Regions from separate parts of the Homo sapiens genome. Here region 1 is linked to region 2. Evidence: chromatin loops called from intact Hi-C (ENCODE). Cell type or tissue: OCI-LY7. All regions are shown on one strand. Each heading gives the region's core, and the rest is flanking DNA. Links, peaks and the distances in the headings are about the cores only.

Evidence for each region. Peaks named below come from ENCODE experiments on the same cell type or tissue, not always from the same donor. Only the 100,000 strongest peaks of a DNase experiment are listed, where the experiment ranks them.
Region 1: a loop joins it to region 2, with 10 times the contacts of the local background. A loop is called at or near these places in 4 of 110 quality-filtered maps.

What each region holds. Positions count from the first base shown.
Region 1 is chr10:25,874,382-25,877,185 of GRCh38, reverse strand. No RefSeq gene overlaps it. Among named protein-coding and RNA genes, the nearest start is that of MYO3A, 58 kb to the left of the region's middle. RefSeq lists a silencer at 1,342-1,521. In OCI-LY7, for the core only: CTCF peaks have their summits at 1,219 and 1,439 (motif pointing left); a DNase peak (open chromatin) is centred at 1,405.
Region 2 is chr10:26,156,168-26,158,971 of GRCh38, reverse strand. It overlaps MYO3A (myosin IIIA), which reads right to left. Exons shown (of 35, transcript NM_017433.5): 26 at 1,457-1,662. Among named protein-coding and RNA genes, the nearest start is that of GAD2, 59 kb to the left of the region's middle. In OCI-LY7, for the core only: CTCF peaks have their summits at 846 and 1,049 (motif pointing right); a DNase peak (open chromatin) is centred at 1,061; H3K4me3 peaks cover 383 bases; H3K27ac peaks cover 1,103 bases.

The sequences.
Region 1 (2,804 bases), core at 268-2,767, 280 kb after region 2:
ATCTTTGAGATGTGTTTTTTATCCCCATTTTACAGTTGAGGAATTTAAAACTTGGGATATGATGATAGTTTGTATCTAACTCCAGATTTATTTATTTATTTATTTATTTATTTATTTATTTATTTATTTATTTATTTATTTTTGAGACGGAGTCTCGCTCTGTCGCCCAGGCTGGAGTGCAGTGGCGCGATCTCGGCTCACTGCAAGCTCCGCCTCCTGGGTTCACGCCATTCTCCTGCCTCAGCCTCTCGAGTAGCTGGGGCTACAGGCACCCGTCACCACGCCCAGCTAATTTTCTGTATTTTTATTAGAGACAGGGTTTCATCGTGTTAGCCAGGATCGTCTCGATTTCCTGACCTCGTGATCCGCCCACCTCGGCCTCCCAAAGTGCTGGCATTACAGGCGTGAGCCACCGCACCCGGCCAACTCCAGATTTATTTGACTCCAAAGTTTGTGTTCTTTCATTTATCCTTACTTTTCCTCAAAAGAAAGGAGGCTAAAGCTATTGACTAAAAGAATGTTTAGAGATTAACAAATGCATTTCAACCCTGTATCCAATTCCTGTTACTATTACCAAAGATCTGAACAACCACAGAAACAGCTTATAACCTACCAAAACTCCAGAAGCAGTAAGTAGCATTAACCTCAAACAGGGAATCCGAACAACAAAATTCCTCTATAAAATATTTAATGACATTTTAACTTAGCATATGAGTAGTAATTCTCCTGAGAATAAAGCTGTTGTCTTGGATGAATATCATACCAGATTTAACTTATTATATGAGTAGTAATTCTCCTGAGAATAAAGCTGTTGTCTTGGATGAATATCATACAGGAGGTTGCTTATGAAACTGACACCTGGAATCCACTCCCACACTTACCCATGTTGTTCCCTTTTATGTTGATGTTACAGCCAGTTAAAAACAATTCTATCTGGACAGGTAGGTATGGTTAATAGCTAAGGTATTGTTAGCCATTAACATTTTGTTTCAAATTAGATAACCAGATTAACAAACTGGCCACTTAATAAGCCCCTCCTAGGAAATAGAAGCTAGGACATGTTAATTTTGAGGGAAGAGGTCAGAAAATTAGCAGAACATTGAATAAGTTTGGGTGGAATTCTGCATTGAAAAATAATTCCTGATGTGAAGAAAGACTCCATAAACCTCCATTAAGATGCTCTTCAATTCTAACATTTTATAATAAAATAATGTTACAGACAAGTGAACATTTTTATAACCTCATTTTTCTTAGGGTCAATTTTGCATAAAAAGAAAGTAAATCAATACCAGTTTCTGAAATTTCGAATATAGGAAATCATGCAAACAAAAACTCCCGCCATAATCCCTTGACAATATCTCTTCTCAGTGTACCCAAGAAGGCCAAAGGGTACCGTGACTGTCGAGCACACCAAGCTCCACGCGCCCTCTAGTGCATCCCTCTGGAAATGCAGCTACTAGTCCTAAGCTTAGGTATTTTCTCTGTTAAGAAAACAATTTCCAGAGCAGCTGTACTTAAAATCTGTTTATCCTGCATAGCCAACTCACCCTGAGGTGTTTCTCCAGGGTTCACATAAATTCGTTAAGTTAACTTAATCATTTCCCATCTATTCTCAAAGTTGACTTACAAGAACTCATAAAATATGACAAAATTGAAAACATTAGGCTGCATTGGATGAGAAAAGATAACAAGGGTGAGGCAAAGTGATCAAGAAATTAAATCAAAATACATGTAAAATAACAACTGACCATCCTCCCATCGATGATATATTTAGCTGTGTATTAATCAGGATGCACCAGGTTCTACTATGGTAAAGACAGCTCCCAAATCTCAGGAGTTTTTGACAACAGTGCTTTAATTTCTCTTTCGTTACAGATCTCAGGCTTATTTTTGGTTTCTAAGCGAATGGAGCAGCCATTGTCACTCACACTGCCTGCCACCATGGCAGAGGGGAAGAGCTTTGAAAAATCTTGCATTAGCAATTAAATGCTCTGATCACATCATTTCTACTCACTCTCATTGGCCAGAACTTGCCTCATGTCTCTACCCACAAGAGAGGGGAAAAGTCAGGTCTTCCATGTGTAAGGAGAGGAGGCAGAAATTTGTGGACAGCTGAAAGCCCACTACAGCGTTCCCAGGCAGGGTCAAAAAGGAAACCAGAACAGATCTGACTCAGAGTGTTCATGAAATTAAAAGCAAATACAACAGCTCAGTAAAATTCCAAGTCTTTTTGATTCTAGGGTCAGACAAGAATTTCTCCAGGATTCCTCATAGGACAAGGTATAACATAAATCATGTCATCATAATGCATTTGTGGCCTTTTCTTATAAGGCTCTTGTATAGGTTTATGACATTACAATAATCTACAGTTTGTCTAAACAATACTCTCTGGAAGAGTCGAATTATAGGTATCTTCCTCTTTGCTAAACTTCTGCATCAGAGACATATGTAAGCATTCCACCTTGCACACTGTGTTTAGTTATTTGAAGGGCAGTGAACACTAGGTTGTGTTCTCGAGGAAGCTTCTGGACAAGAGCTAGTTCTTTGCTTATAGGTGAGAACCAACTCACCTTCCTTCTCCCTTCCCTTCCCATCCCTTCCCTTCCCTTCCCTTCCCTATCCTTCCCCTCCCTTCCCCCTTCCCTTCCCTTCCCTTCCCTTCCCTTCCCTTCCCTTCCCTTCCCTTCCCTTCCCTTCCCTTCCCTTCCCTTCCCTTCCCTTCCCTTCCCTTCCCTTCCCTTCCCTTCCCTTCCCTTCCCTTCCCTTCCCTTCCCTTCCCTTCCCTTCCCTTCCCTTCCCTTCCC
Region 2 (2,804 bases), core at 2-2,501:
GAGTCTTGGTTACTCCAAGTAAAAGAATGGCTAATAAAATGCATAAAGTTTTACGGAGGAGGGGAGGAAAATTAGAAATCAAGTTTGATGTGCAATCACAAAACACGGTTTTGTTCTTAATAGTAATTTATATACTTTGAAAAAGGGTGAAGAATATTATAAATGGGACTTCCTCAAATACTGGGTTTCACCTGAAAATTTTAATAGACTTCATCTTTAAAAATGGAAATTTCATTATGTTTAATGACCAATAGAAATGATAGAACTGAAAAAATATAAAAAATATGGGCATTTAAAATATTAAATATATAAGATATTGAACCTTCACATTACTAATAACGTATTACTCAATAAAATATATTTAGTATATAGCTTAATTTATTTTATGTTAATCTCAAATATTAAAAGGAACTCCTTGGCTGGGCGCAGTGGCTCACGCCTGTAATCCTAGCACTTTGGGAGGCCAAGACGGGTGGATCACAAGGTCAGAAGATCGAGACCATCCTGGCTAACACGGTGAAACCCCCATCTCTACTAAAAATACAAAAAAAATTAGCTGGGCATGGTGGTGGGCACCTGTACTCCCAGCTAGTCGGGAGGCTGAGGCAGAAGAATGGCATGAGCCTGGGAAGCAGAGCTTGCAGTGAGCTGAGATCGCGCCACTGCACTCCAGCCTGGGTCACAGAGCCAGACTCCGTCTCAAAAAAAAAAAAAAAATAAAATAAAACATTCCTTATACCAATTGATTCTTTTAAAAAAATTTATGTTAGCTTTTTAAATTGACACATAAACCTAATTGTTTCATCTTCCAAATCACCGTTAGAGACAGTATCTCATTTGATCATTATAAGGATCCTATCAGGTAGTTAGAGCAGATTTGGTAGGCGAGTAAAGTGAGGTTAGGGTTATAGGCCAGGGTTTCTCAGCCTCAGCACTGTTGAGATTTGGGGCTGGATAATTCTTTGTTGTGGGGAGGCCATCCTGTAAATTGTAGAATGGCTGTTTAACAGCATTCCCAGGCCTCTACCCACTAGAGGTCAGTAGCATCCCCCCACGCCCCTACACCACACAGGATGTGACAACCAGAAATGTCTCCAGACATTGCCAAGTGTCTTTTGAGGGGCAAAATCTCTCCCAGCTGAGAATCAGTGGTATAGGCCTACAGTCACATAGCAAGTGGCTGAGCTAGGGCGAGAACCCAGATTCTCCAACTCCTCAGTACAGAAGCTCACGCCTCTGGATCATGCTGCCTATACCACATAGTACCACCCATCTGTCCAGAGTCTTTCAGCCTCAGTTAATAGCTATCTTCTTTTTTCAACACATAATCATTTGCATGAACAAAATGCCTCCCTCCTAGACCTCTAAAGATTTTTTCATATTATGTTTCTTATAATTCTTCTGAATGATTTTTATATAAACTGCACAATAGAAACTGAAAAAGAAATCCACATACCGCTTTATAAAGTTAGCAAAAAGTATCCGATGGGAGAATCCTAGTCTTCGAATTCTTGCTGTTTCCAGAATTCCTGTGTACCGAAGCTGTAGCAGAACTTTCTCTTTGTCATATTTTCTTGCCTGACGCTCACTATTTGGTTTGATGCAACGGACAAAATGAGGTTGGCCCACCACCATTTTAGACAACAAATCCATCAGGGAATACTATAATACACAACAAAAATAAATTTCCCAATGTAGCATACAAAAACGTATGAGCTTGTAGGCCTTTCTTTTTACTACAAGAATAACATTCAAAAAATGAATGTTATAAATGCTCCCATTAGTCACAGTAAATGGAGGAAAATCTGTTTTAATGAACATTTTATTTATAGTATAGTTCTAAAAAATACAGATTTACTTATAAAAATGTAGAGGCAGTAACTAGAAATTTAGCTATTAAAAGTTTGCTTATAAACCATTAAGGCAACTTTAATTAACAGATAAAATTATTTTTGATGTAGTTTGTAAGCAATTATATACTCTTAGGCTAACTTACCAAATTATAATATTATACAATCTTACTAATCCTTCTTATATATTAATTTCCTTGTCCAACTCTCTCTTTATAGATGGTAAAAAAGGGAATACTTTACAACAGACACTGGAGCTTATTGGAGGGTGGAGAGTACGAGGAGGGAGACGATCAGGAAACATAACTAACGGGTACTGGGCTTAATACCTGCATGATGAAATAATCTGTTCAACAAACCTCCATGACACAGCTTCACCTATATAACCAAACTGCACATTTACCCCTGAACTTAAAATACAATTAAAAAAAAGGGAACACCTTAATCCCTGTTAGGATCATCTCTTAGTTTAAAATAAGGACAGAAAAGTCAATAGCGTTTAATATGTAAGAAGTAGATATAAGCAAAGTGAAATCCAATTAAATATTTTCATCAGTTCTAATTTGATCATTTTCTTATTTATTTTTGGATAATTTAAAAAATTCACATAGATATGAAACTGTGTTCTATAGCAATACCTTATTAAAACAGTAGCCAATTACTAGACAAGTAAGTATAACATATTAGGATAATCAACTAAAAGTGGAATCCCAGAAAGCGAGTATCTCAAAGACCAGGATCACATTTATTGGTGAGGTAATGTATGGACACAAATAGCAATTGACGGCTGGATCCCGTTTAGTGTTGGAAATGTAAGAGCCTACAGTCATAAAGCCAGTGCAAAACAAATGCTGAAATTGGCAACCGACAAAGCTCTGAATTTGCATGGCTTCCTCTTGGGCACTGAGGCTCAGATGTGATCTTTTCAAACAGCTGGGCCTGTCACTTTGGAGC